2 separate regions of the Homo sapiens genome follow, and region 2 is linked to region 1. The links are chromatin loops, found by intact Hi-C in ENCODE. Cell type or tissue: Calu3. All regions are shown on one strand. Links, peaks and the distances in the headings refer to the core of each region. The heading gives the core; the rest is flanking DNA.

Region 1 (7,544 bases), core at 1,785-6,784:
GGCCCACCTGGATAATCCAGGATAGTCTCCCCCATCTCGATATTGTTAACTGAATCACGTCTGCATAGACCCTTTTCCCATACAAGGTAACATTCACAGGTTCTAGGGATAAGGACCTGGATATCTTTGGGGGTCATTATTCTACCTATGAGAGATATCACAGATGCTAAATAACAAGTGCTGGTGAGGATGTGGAGAAATTAGAACCCTCATACACTGTTAGCAGAAATGTAAATGGTGCAGCCACTGTGGAAAATAGTCTGGCAGTTCCTAGAATAGTTAAACATAGAGTTACCATGTGATACAGCAATTCCACACTTAGACATGTACCCAAGAGAAATGAAGACATGTCCACACAAAAATCTGTATACAAATGTTCACAGCAGAATTATTTGTAATAGCTCAAAAGTGGGAACAATCCAAATGTCCATCAACTGATGAACAGATACATAACATGTATTATATCCATATAACGAAATATTATTTAGCAATAAAAATACATGTGGATGAACTGCAAAAAACACATGCTTAAGTTAAAGAAGCCAATCTCAAAGGATCACATATTATATGATATTATTAATATGACATGTTCAGAATAGGCAAATCTACAGTCAGAAAGCAGATTAGTGTTGCCTAGGGATAGGGAGGAGGATGAGGTACTAGAAAGTGATGGCCGAGGGGCAAGGGGTTTCTTTTTCTAGTAATGAAAATGTTTTAAAATTCTAGAAATACCATTTGACCCAGCCATCCCATTACTGGGTATATACCCAAAGGATTATAAATCATGCTGCTATAAGGATACATGCACACGTATGTTTATTGTGGCACTATTCACAATAGCAAAGACTTGGAACCAACCCAAATGTCCAACAGTGATAGACTGGATTAAGAAAATGTGGCACATATACACCATGGAATACTATGCAGCCATAAAAAATGATGAGTTCATGTCCTTTGTAGGGACATGGATGAAACTGGAAACCATCATTCTCAGCAAACTATCGCGAGGACAAAAAACCAAACACTACATGTTCTCACTCATAGGTGGGAATTGAACAATGAGAACACATGGACACAGGAAGGGGAACATCACACACTGGGGCCTGTTGTGGGGTGGGGGGAGGGGGGAGGGATAGCATCAGGAGAAATACCTAATGTTAAATGACGAGTTGATGGGTGCAGCACACCAACATGGTACATGTGTATATATGTAGCAAACCTGCACATTGTGCACATGTACCCTAAAACTTAAAGTATAATTAAAAAAAAGGAAAAAAAAGAAAATGTTCTAAAATTGACTGTGGCAGTGAATGCACAACTCTGTAAATATACTAAAAAACATCTAATTGTACACTTCGAGTGGGTGAATTTTATAGTATGTGAATTGTATCTCAACAAAGCCATTACAAAAGTATATAGCCTAAACTGTCTAGCTACAAAATAGTGCTTGCTTATACAAACTGAATATATATTGCTAAGAACATAGACTGAAATCCAAGTGAAAGGACAGGCCTAGATTTCTGCATTGATTTATCTGTATGAGAGGAAGTGAAGACTTGAGCTCCCCAATGCCCGCAGTAGTAATCAGCCTCCAAAAAGCCCCTAAAATTCTCATCTGGCAATATTCACACTTGTTTAGACTCCTTCCAAATTACACCAGGGTTGGTTTCTGTGACCCATAGAATATGGCAGAAATTACAGTATGTCTCTTCTACAATTAAGTTACACGAGACTTTGTGGCTTCCATTTGAGTGTTTACACTTTAATTGGATAAAAGAAAATAAAATGAAATTGCAACTGTGGTATTTTAACTTCCTATTCCTTCATCTGCTTTCATTTTTTTATCTATTATTCGACTGTTCTGACCAGAAATTCTGATAAGCTAATCAAGAGACCTGACACTCTGTAATCCTTATCAGTGTAATTCACTGACAGCCATCTGGAAGGCTTTAACTTAAAAATTCCATCTACTAGATTACAATTGACATGTGGAAACCAATATAATAAAATAGTAAAACCAGCTCCTGTCATTACACACACATGCTTTTGTTGCTAAAATTATTGGGTTGTCTTGTATATTCTAAGGCTAATACATCTATTGTAATAAAAGGAGAAACTGTACTTTTAATGATATACTTTTTCCACGAAAGAAACCTGCAAACAGTTTGGGCGACTTTGGAGGTATATAAACTACTTACAGGTAGAAAAATGTCCTCTCTTTTCTCCTCTGTCCCACCCAAGTCATAAGATCGCGGTGATCTTACCATAAAACAGCTAAACAAACATGTTATTCAGAATAGAACAAATAGTATTCATGTCAATGATCACAATAACTCACGATGACAGTATTTAACTCATCAAGGAGTTCCTGGTAAAGAAATGCCTAGAAAGGTATAGTCTATACAATTTCAGCTATCTGTATGAATTTTTTTAAAAAGAAAAGGACAAATGTCCATTCACATTTGGTATTACGTGAATTCAGCCAAAGCCAGTGGACTTCTGAAAGCCTCAGTTTGTATTCTTTGCTCGCCTTCAGGTATGTGATCCAGTAACAATGAAGACAGTGAGTAATGAGTGGCCACAGAGAATTCCTTTTTAATAGATGGCTATGATGCAAATGTTGAAAGTAGATTCATTCTTTAATTCATTGGATAAATATTCATAAGCACCTAGTATCATGTATATGCCTCAAATTTTGGCTCCTCTCACATTTATTTCCAAATTTTAAGGCATGATAAGATATACTTGAGGACCTTTTCCTCAAAAACTTATCCTCATAAGTGTTATCCGTGGCTTGGGTCAATTTACATCACACATAGGTCTGAATGCATTTTTTTCTCCAAGGGGAGAATGATTAATCTTATGTTTTGTGGTCAAACCCCTCTGTAAAAAGCAGTTCACTTCTGTCCTCCCGCATAAATGAAGGATTTCAAAGACTTTTGTTGAACTCAATCTCTCTTTTATACAAATTGCTCTGAGTTTGTCAAATGAAAAGAAACTTCCAATTTTAGAAAAGAAACATACATATTTAGACATTAGGGAACTTATATAGAATAAGTAGGCTTGTTGTTTATAAAGAATAATTCACATTGTATATTATCCTGTGTTTTCTGTCAGGTACCTCCAAGTCTGTCACTGCATATGTTTTTAAATGATCATTGACTGAATGATGGCTTACTAGGCTTAAGCTTCACACAGATAGGGATCATGACTCTTTTGGTTTTTCTGAGATGGGGTCTCATTCTGTCACCCATGTAATCACAGCCAACTGCAGCCACAAACACCCAGACCCAAGTGATCTTCCCATCTCAGCCTCTCAAGTAGCTGGGATGACAGGGGCACACCACAAAGCCAAGCTATTTTTTAAAAAAATTTTTGTAGAGACAGGGTCTCACTATGTTGCCCAGGCTTGTCTCGAACTTCTGGGCTCAAACAATCCTCCTGTCTCACCCTCCCAGAGTGTTACGATTACAGGCATGAGCCACCATACCTGGCTAGGACCATGCTCTTAAGACAACTGTGTCCTTGATGCTTTCATGAGTTCCTGGTATATTTGATGTTTAAAAAAATTTTGGTTGAATGAGTAAATGAATGAAAGACCCTAAGAGAGATAATATTATGGAAGAGTGTCAATGATTTAGAAGGACTCATTCATAGTCTGGAATCAAGCCTATAGAAAATTTCAAAAATGAAGGTGAAAACTATAAATTCCTCTGAGGGAGCCATTCCTAGTGTCTTTCTAGCCAAGATGTGCCCCACCCTTGATTCTTGAACCTGAATATGTGGGTTCCTATGTGCAAATAAGCTGTTCTGAACTTGAGCCAGCATGAGGCACACTGCAAAGGCCATGCTATGACAGTGAGTCAGCCCTGAGTACACGACAGACTCACTGATTACAAGGTGGCCTGTCAGGCTTATCACAAAGAAAACAGTAGCATAGTGACTGTGTCTGTGTGAGTTCTGGCTACTTCTGCGTGGTTGCCTCTGATCACAGCACTGCCCTAGTTTTCTCACGCCTGTAATCTCAGCACTTTGGGAGGCTGAGGCAGGCAGATGACCTGAGGAGATTGAGACCAGCCTGTCCAAAATGGTGAAACCCCATCTCTACTAAAAATACAAAATTTAGCTGGGCATAGTGGCGGGCGCCTGTAATCCCAGCTACTCAGGAGGCTGAGTCATGAGAATCACTTGAACCCAAGAGGCAGAGGCTGCAGTGAGCCAAGATCACACCACTGTACTCCAGCCTGGGCAAAAAAGGAGACTCCATCTTAAAAAAAAAAAAAAAAGAAAAAAGAAAAAAACAAACTCAACTACTGGTTGAGACTAGTGTACCTTACTCAAAGTAATGCAGCCTGTTCATGAAATTCCCATTACAGATGGAAGGGTTAAGATCAAGTGGATCACCAGCCACAGCCACAAAGCTAAGGGGCAGAGGGGAGTTGGTGGGGGGGAAAAATAGAACTCTTGGAGATGATACTCAAGTAAAATTCATGGGTCACCTCCCTAGTGACGTTAAGTATTGGTAGTGTCATGCTCAAGCCTATACTCAATAAAGTGGTAACATTTTGGCAATGTATTTGGTGAGTGACTTTCAATCCTGTTTCTATTAAGATTTTAAAACATAGTAAGATAGAAGGAAACTTGAGGCAGAGTAATTTCTAGAAATATGGGTAAACTCATGTTTCTATTCTCTTTGTGTTAGATACCACTCCAGCTCAGCCAGTAAAATCCCCTCTATACATTTTGAATTACAATTTAAGATATGAGCAAAAAAGTAAAAAATTAAAAACAAAAACAACCTACCCACAACGTGTTCCATTTGTCATGTTCTGGTTGAGGGAACTGTTAGTCCATACAATGGTGTTATTCACACATGCTTTTCCTGGAATCTGGAGTTCTTGTAACTCAACGTCGTAGTCAATAAAAACATCTGTCATTGTGCCAAAAATGAGTAGCACGCCTGGCTGGGCTATTCCATGGAGAAATGCACACAAACTTCCCACAAACATCAGCCAAATGTCAGTTGATGAAGAAAACCGAAACTTGAAAAACAAAGGGTTCAGAGATCATCTATGGGTGAAGAGCAGGAGAGGTAGGAGGACTACTTAATTTAGTTACTAGATTCTCATGAATAGTACTCAACACCAAATTTCATGGGAATCACCTTAATTGAGTGGCAGAGTTCGTATACTAATTATATTGAAATAAACGGCACGGTACATCAATTATCTAAAACATTAGACTCTTACATTGTTAGATCATGTTATAAATTTCCTGCTCTCTGAATTCATTCTGTTTATTTCAGGAGCTGACTTTCGTTTTTAGCTACTCATCTACAACTTAGGGGAAAATAATCACTGTCATTGATGCCATTGCCAAGTAGATAAACTGTGTGGGGCATTGAGAAATACTATAAATTGTTTTGTTGAACTGATAGTGACTATGAAGAATGCCAATTTCTGCCTAGAAATGCCTCCATCCTGAGAAAATTTGGAGTAAACACCTATACTTTAAAATTTCTAAAGATTTGTCATAAGAATAAATATATATATGTGATTGTTGTGATGACTTTCCTTACAAATATGATAACCATGGGCTTAGTGATAATTTTCCAAGACATTTTTCTGATCTATTGGATAGGATTTGTATGCTTTATGAGCAATATATTTCTAATAGTTATTCAGCATGTTATCACATAGGCAAAGCCTATGACTGAAAAAGTGATCACTGAAGTTAAAAACCTGCCAATATGACTAAAGATTTAACACTCCCCTCATGATCTAAACAATTTATAGCTGCACACCCACTGCCATAAATCAACACAGTTTTATTACCAATTGAAAGAAGCCAACTCTAACGCCATCACCTTTCTTCTCATCTTGTAACCTGATGAGAAAAACATAAGGATTTAAAGACCACCCTTTCCAATACAATGGGAAATTCTCCCTAGGTGGTGATTTTATGAGTTATTCTTTAGTAAGAAAGAAAATCCCCACTGGCTGGAAAATTCTGGCCAAACCTAGTATCTTAAACACAAGCTTTATTCTTCTAGATTTCCCTCTTCTAGAGATTTCAGTATAGCTCAATCTCAGGTTCACTAGCGATTCACAGAGATGAACACCTGAGAGGTATGGAGAGAAAGTAAAAAGTCCTCTATACTCCCAGTTATACCAACAAATAACTCTTTGCCCTCAGTCATGACCCTCAATCTATTTGTGACTGCATTTCCTCATGGGTAAGTTGAAGTGGTTGGATTAGCTAATTTTAAAGCTTCCTCATGCTTAAAAATATTACAACTACATTAAATAATGTTGATAATGATGAAAAATTCAAGAACATGCCCACACTTTTCATAGAATCATATTTCCTTAATATTTCCCATTCATTTCATTTCCCATAAGGCCATGTTTAACCTGTATTTGACCTCTTCAACTTCGGGGATCTTGACTTAACCTGAGTCACGCAGTCCATGAATACACCCTGGACCTTGCTGTCACCAGGAACTACTGTCTGACATGTTTAACTCCTTGGCACTCTGTGACTGCCCATGTACCTCATTTTCTCGCTTCCTTCCTCCTTCCACACCTATTTGTCAACCTCACTTGAGCCATGCAGTCCTTTAAATCCTTCATTTCCTTCCATTGCTAAACCCCATTAAGATTTTGCTTCCTTCCCCATGCAGCCAAGGTCCCTCTGCCAGGCATTTGAACCACACTCTCACCATCATCCTCAATTATTTTCTCTACATCATCCTTGTAAACTTCATCCTGCATCCATCCAGCTGTTTGCCCTCTTCTCCTTAAGCCAGGCTGCTGGGCCTGCTGGACACAACCTCACCACCTTGTGAATGGATACCAACACAGGCAGAGTCTAGTACTCAGCTGCCCTAAGCTTCCCTTCTGGCCCAGAAAAGAATCCTAAATTTTTTCTGAGACTCCCCACGGTCTGGCCCTTGGCTCTCTGACCTCACCTCCTCCAACTATATTCTAGTTCTCAACACCCCACTTGCCTGGCCTCTTGCTGACCTTTGTCCATGCCCAACTGTTCCCACCTCTGGGTGCGGGCACCTGCTACTCCTTCTCCCCAGGTGCATTTTCTTTAGGTAACCACAGGGACAGCTCCATCACCTCCGCTAGACCTTCCTTTGAAATCACCTACTCAACAGAGTCTTGCCTGGCCAAAGTCTTTAAAATTTCAACCCCACCCCCCACGCACCATTTCATAGCTCCATTTCCAGTTTATTTTTCCTTCTCAGAAAGAAAGTGATAGATTATCACTAGCTACCATGCTATACATTTGATTTATTTACAATGTTTATTATATCTCCCTCACTAAAATGTAAACTCCTCAAGGGCCAACATTTTTGCCTATTTTGTTCTTTTCTATACCCGCAGCACCTACAATAGTGTCTGATACCAAATAGACACTCAATATTTGCAAAACGAATGAATTAATGGAGTGAATGTGTGCTCTCCAGCTCAACATGCAATGCACACTTCATTTCTCTGCGGATTGCTCCCATTCTTCTCAGCAGCTCTGGCAAA
Region 2 (6,916 bases), core at 326-5,325, 51 kb before region 1:
CTTTCATTAACACAGTAATTTATCTTTTAGGGAGCAGGATGGCAGGGATAGACAACAGCAAGGATCTTCAAAAATTTTCCCTTTGCTTACAAAGTCAAAGACCACATTCATTTTAAATGAAAGTCTGTGTCATGTCCATTTCATTACAGTTGCAAGTCAAATAAAATGAGGGAAGGCAACTTGGACTGGTGATGAATTTGGTACTACCTCCACTTCAAGTTCTCTCTTGGCCTGCTCTCACCATTTGTACTTTGTCATTACTGCTCACTCATGCAGCAGGTCCTTCTGTTCAATTATTTCACCTGTGACAGCTTACTAGCTCTAGGCAACCTATGCCAGAAAGGAATAAGGGTACCTGGGAAAGCATGAGTGTAATAGGCATAGAAAAAATGGAGCTCTTGGAAAAGCCCAACGTGGCCACCCGTAAAGTGTATTACTAAGTGCTCTAGCTCTCTGGACCTCAGTTATTTCATCCTTAAAACGAGAGACTTGGACTAAGTAATTCTGGGGAAACAATCTCTCTGAGTCTCCCATGTTTATGCACATCTTGTGAACAGAGGCATTGATTACCTTCATTCGGGTTATTTTTTCAAGGGTATTTGTATAGCAAACAGTTTTGGAGGACAAAGAAGATGTCTTCATCCCAAGTGAAGTGCAAACCTTACTGCCCCCATCTGCCCATTATGAAAGAGTCAGGCTCCTCAAGCCCAGGTTTCCTCTCGTTTAAAACACCCACTTCATTTGTTGGTATCATCTGGCCCTCTTTGCATTGCCTTGTGGGAACTGGGGGTTGGGTTGGGGAGCCAGTGCAAATGCTGAACACTGGCTACTGCTATTGCTATGAATAATAAAGTCCTTTGTCTCTGGTTCAGGGTACTCGTGTGACAGAGCAAGACTGCATCTCCAAAAAAAAAAAAAAAAAAAAAAAAACCCGAATATGAACACTGTGATTCAGGATGCTCATGTATTCTGCCAGCATCATGAAATTGTGTGAGACTAACTGAATGCTTGCAATAGAGCAAAATATTTCACCCCTTCTCTGTTCTAGAGAGTGGTTGGTATCCAGATCTGGATGCTCTCAGATTCATGTGGGTTGATGATTAAAAAACCAGATTCCTGTATCCTGTCACGAGAATTCCAATTTAGTAGGCCTAACTGTGAATCTCTGTCTTAAAAAATACTCATCAGGTAATTCTGGTAACCAAAGTTCAGTATGTGAGAACTCCAAGGCTCCTCTCACCACTAAATGGCTAGGATTCTATAATGTATGTTTTAGATGTGTCAGCTGTGCTGTACGTACCATCAAAGGGTAGGCTTTGGAACTTGTGAAGACTATTAGCACTCACTAAATTCTGCCAGCTTCCTTGTGACATTAAATACCAGCATTTTCTGGAACGATTGCCCCACAGGATGGTCCACCCACAGCCTGACATGATAGAAATTTTCCCAACCTTCTGATACCTGAAGTTATCCTTAACTCTAAACAACAACACTTAGGACATTTCAAAGCGATACAAAGTAATTCTTGTCTAGTGGTTTTCATTCCAAGAGACACTAACAAGAAATACGAATTAATTAAAATAATTTTCTTTGGTTCCTCTATACTAAAAGTTTGACTTTAAAGTTTGACCCCCCCGAAAAAATGCAACTGTCCAGCTTGAATGATGCAAAAACTAGAAAATCTGTCCCTAAATATTGGACTTTTTATTGCATTTTATTTGATATCTCCACTAAAAGAACAGGAGAGGAATAAAAGAAAACAATACAAAAAATAATTAAAGTCATTCTGTAAAGAAATATTTTTCTCTCTGATTTTGCAAAATTAAACATAAAGAGAAGATTATAAATTAACAACAAATCTCACAGACAGGTAAAATTATAAAATTTATATGTGTTTCCTTGTACTTCTATTGTAGCACTGGCAGGTTGCACAGCACTTTTAAAAAAAATCATATGTAAAGAAATGCCTGTCAGCAGCTCCATAGTAGGGAGAGTAACAATAGCTCTTGTTCATTTTTGCATCCCCAGTGTGATACCTGGCACTTCACAGTGTACAATCGATGTTTATGGGATAAAAGAATGAATGAAACTTTTATGTCCATGCTGCATACATGCAACAAGAGATTTATTTAAAATTGCTCATCTACTATGATGCATTCATAGTTCAATGCTAGACACTGGGCTTTTCTGTTTCCTTTCTTACATCTTCTGTGTAGGCCAGAGGAAAAATAACCTCCGACTTAAATCTTAGGTCTTGCTTTCTATACTTTGTTACACTAATTTCTGCCTTCCATTCAGTAGAGGTTCCCTGCCCTAATAATAACTTTAAGATTTGATGATAAAAAGTGGTAACTATGACAAAGGAGCAGAGATTTTTCAAATGAACTAATACTGATAGCCATTTTTATGGGTCCCATCTCTGTCTTATCTTAACCAATGCCTAAATCCTATCACATAAGTTATCTGTGATGCAGTTATGGGTGTCTAATATTTGATCCTGACTTGATCTCATACATGTTCTGCCTTGTGTTTTAGTTTCACCAAAAGAGATTGCCTAAATATTAGAGACTAAAACCTTTAGCCTGTGGGTTTCCCTAATCCTAAACTTAATGTTGTCAACATTGTAACTAACATCTGACCCCGTTTACAGGAGCTAAGAGTACTGCTTGGAGAGCAAGGATAAATGGGTATAGTCTCATCTCTGTCACCAACTAACCATGAGACCTTGGGTGAAAGCACAGACTTCTCAGGAAATGGTTCTAAGTTTTAGAGTCAATACTCCACAAGACCACAAGGTGGCGATAACTCCTTTGTGTGAATCGACCTTTAGCACCGTAAGAGAGTATTTCCCAATCTACAGAAAGTAAGGTTAGGCCTTTTCCATCAACATGAGAAAAAGAAAGGATTTCACCAATGCTTGGGCTTGTGGAATTTAGTTAAGTATTAAAATACTTTAAAATACCAAAACAGAGCAACATTTTACCATATAATGTTACTTGAGATTAGAAATTTCATAAGTCAAATTTTATTAACCCTTTTCCATTATTTTCTTTTCAAAAATCATTAATTTTTTAAACCTAAAGGACTAACAAAATTATCGTACAAACCAGTGGTATTATTATGAGACCTTTTCCCCTTGGAGCTTTAGTATAATCACATTGGCTCTCCTATCATTTTTTCTCTCTTCTTCCTTTCTATCTCCCTTAACTAGAGAGAACGTAAAGTCACATCTTTTAAAACGTATGCTGGCCTACATATAACTGAGTTTAATTGTTCTATTCTAAATGTATAATGCTGACTAGTAGAACATAATATGAAACATTTTAATCTCTGTAAAACTAGACCGTATATTAGATTTAGATTTCCTTTTAGTTAAATGGTTCCCTCCTGAATTGTTCCTGCATCAAGAGAACTCTATGGGAATCTGATCTCCAGATGTCCAGGGAATCTGATGGTCCCCTACACCTACGCTAGGTCCTCTACCAGCTTGAACAACAACAATGAAAAAGTCAGATTTTCCTTCCCTCCCTCCCTTCTTTCCATCCTTTCTTACTTTTACTTTTATTGTCAAATATCTACCCAGAAACTAGAAAAAATTAAAATGCAAAAATTAAATATGATTGGTATTGTTATGGTTCAATAGAAATGTCAATGTAGTGTTTGGTTCTTTCTCCCCTGAAGCTCTATTAAACTCCTGCTCTTATATAATACATCTTATAGTTATCTGGGACAGCACCATGGACTCAATGAAATAGCTATTTCTAGAACTAGAAGAGAGGTTGAGTCTTTAGTGGCAGGATGCAGTAAGAAACTATGCTTGCTAAATGTGTTTTCTCTCACTGTGATTCATCCTGCTGCTCCTGAGAAAAAGTCTTCCATGGAATTTATTTAAAGCCTGTGTTAGAAATTGAGACCTCTGTTTATTCAGTATTAATACATTAAAAACAAAAGAGAACCCAATCACTCCCTTGTCATTTTCATACGGTCATAAAGAGTACTCTACTTTATTCCAAATTTGTCCATTATGAATCAATGTTTGTAATTACTGCCTAGTGGATTCACGTGTTGGAATTTTATTTAAGACAATTTGAAATTATATCATGCATAATGGATGTGCTTGTAATTTAAAAATTCTCTGACTTATTTGCTTTGATAAATCTTGCAGTTGGGGTTTTATTTTATTGTAGAAATTCATGTTTTCATTCTAATTTTTAAAATCTCCTGATGCCTTACTAAGTGCAAGGCACTGGGTTAGGTAACCAAGTTGATTCAAACACAAATAAGGTGTATCACTAACTTTCAGAGGCTTATAATTTAGAAAGGGGATAAGTCAACATGACTTTGATTAAGGCTCAATAAGAAAATTGCCATGAAAATTTTCTAACGAAGGGTGGTAGGGGAATGAACGTAAAAGTATCAGGGCTGACATGTAACGTGCAGTAATGAGGAAAGGCTTGGAGGAGAATGGGTGGTCTGTTTATGTGAAAATTAGACAATGTCTACAACAGCAGGACACCTGCATCCTTAGGAAGAAATTGTGTATTGCTATACATGTTGTTTGCTTTCCTAGCTCTTTAATTTTATGCTACCTTGAATTATGTTAAAATTGATAGTATTATTTTAAATGTATCTTAAAACCATTATAAAAATTGTATGAAATCAACAAATGTCTGTGAAACCTAATTGGCCTCCATTAATTCAAATATTTTGATAACTTGTAATAAGGGCTAGCCTATTCAAACACTTTTGTTGATCAAGGTATTTTTGCCAAAATTATTGTAATTTAAGAAAGAAATTTTAAAATTTGAGAAAAAAGCTTTCAGGTATTCTTAACAACTTTTATAAAAGGATTTCTACATATGAGCAAATAATCTGCTAAATATCTAGAATTCACACATTCTGTGTTTGTTAGAATAGTTTGTCTAAGACAATTAACCCTCCGAAGTCCAGTTTTCATTACCTTGTATTCTTAAAAATAATCAATTAACTAATCTGCATTAAAAATATTGTGTAAAACTTAGAGTTTTCATTAGGTCTTAATGCTCTGTCTTTTAGTCTGACTTGAAACACTGCTAGATATATACCTAGAAAACTCATATTCTCAGGCTTAAAGGGTACCCAACAGTCCCCAGGAGAGACTTCTTCCATTCCCCCCCATAAGCAGTTGGTGCCTGACCTTTCTATCTTCTTCATAGGTAGACTTATGATCTACAACAGCTAATGGAGGTTCGTGCACCAGGTAAGAAAGCTGAGACTTGGAGCGTTGCCGGATGGAAGCCCTGTAAATAAACAGAAAGATGAAACAGTGTAGACTGTGGCCAGATTGGAGCAGGATCAACTGGTGTCCAAGTTTACATTTCATATGTCAAATAAATAGAAATGTTTGGTAGGTCACATGGTAACCAGGAAAGGGAGCTTGCAGGTTAGGTTTGACAGAGCTAATCTTAGGGCAGAGCTAATCAGGTTGATTGCTCTGGGCCCTAAACTCTTGCAAGTGTTGGACCCAGATTCAGAGTGTAGTCAGGGAGGGAGAAAGAGAAAGGGAGCAAAGCTGTCCTACCAGTTCATCAAAAAACCACCTAAGGCTCAAATACTTTCCAAACCCACATGGTTCTGCTAATTGCTGCCTTGGCAACAGTCTATTTCCTTTACTTTCCTTCTGGCTTAGATTGTGGTCTTGATATCTTTCTCTCATACCTGATGTGTTCACTTTAGCATGGTTACAAATGATATGAGGAAATAGGGCCTCTGATGAGATTTTCTCCAGGCTATATACTACCCTGCATTCAGACATGCATGAATGAGTATCTTGTTGAAATATAATTTAGCTCAATGTGTTCATTCATTTATTCATTAATTCAACAGAAGCTTATTGGGCATCTACAACTTACAAACCAATGCCAGGTGATGTTGGGGACACAAAGACTAGCCAATAACAGATTTCTCCTTCAAAAAATTTAAACCTTATAGAAGAGGCCTGTACCACACCCTAAGGTAAAGAAGAATGTGGTAAGTGCTATTAGGCAGGTTTGAATAAAGAGTATGGAAAGTCAAAGGAAAAAGAAATGTATGGCAGGTGTTACCAAGGCAAGATTCATGGATGAGATGGCTAAGGTAGGATATGGGGATTTGTAGACTATAGAAAAGAGCATTTCTGACTGAGAGAATGTATAAACATAAGCATGGAGACAGGGGAGGACAGGGTTGCTTGCTGAATATACTGAGTACATGACAAGCATGGGAAGTGATTGGTTCAGACTCCACCCTCCTCTTCCCTCCCCCAGACTCCTGGGAAGGAGGCCCCCATTCTCCTCTAGGTTAATCTTAAAGTATTTAGTGCTGGGAGCTGTTGACAATTATGTTGAGACCTTCAAAAAAAGAAGCTTTCTGAAAAATGAAGCCAACAGTGAAATAGTAGAGCTGAGAAAGGAAGAGAGAGAAACTATTTTCTAGCTTGGACATATCACTGAAGCTCTAGCCTTGCCTGAAGCCAAAGCATCTTTGGAATATTTAGTTATATGAGCTGATTCTGTCTCTCTAAAGGTAAATCCAAGTTGGGTTAGGTTTTCAGTCATTTGTAAACAGTCTTAATGGTTAAGAGGCAATGCTGAAGACTGTGTTTTAGAAAGAATCACCTGAAGTAAATGGTGTAAAGAGAGAGATGTGAGTGATGAGGAGACCTGCATCAACTGTTTTAGTGCCATCTAGATGAATCCATTCACATATCTTTCTCTACCATTTTGCATCCAAGTGAAATTTCACCAAAACAAATATCAAGGTGGTGCCTGCCTACTATATGCTCATCTAGCCTTCCAGAGAAGGCAGTAATGTATCAACTGAGTTGCTCCAATTTGTTCCCATTTTCTGTTAATGGCACTTCCATCCTCTTAGTCACCCAGGTTCAACACCATGCAGT

The links. Peaks named below come from ENCODE experiments on the same cell type or tissue, not always from the same donor. Only the 100,000 strongest peaks of a DNase experiment are listed, where the experiment ranks them.
Region 2: a loop joins it to region 1, with 2.8 times the contacts of the local background. A loop is called at or near these places in 7 of 110 quality-filtered maps.

Annotation. Positions count from the first base shown.
Region 1 is chr2:169,008,469-169,016,012 of GRCh38, forward strand. It overlaps ABCB11 (ATP binding cassette subfamily B member 11), which reads right to left. Exons shown (of 28, transcript NM_003742.4): 4 at 5,835-5,886; 5 at 4,804-5,042. Among named protein-coding and RNA genes, the nearest start is that of ABCB11, 19 kb to the right of the region's middle. In Calu3, for the core only: no CTCF peak of the experiment used is centred there; DNase peaks (open chromatin) are centred at 3,873, 4,943, 6,178, 6,513 and 1 weaker place.
Region 2 is chr2:168,959,030-168,965,945 of GRCh38, forward strand. ABCB11 (ATP binding cassette subfamily B member 11) reads right to left here. Exons shown (of 28, transcript NM_003742.4): 18 at 5,177-5,279. Among named protein-coding and RNA genes, the nearest start is that of G6PC2, 61 kb to the left of the region's middle. In Calu3, for the core only: a CTCF peak has its summit at 2,776 (motif pointing right); a DNase peak (open chromatin) is centred at 2,792.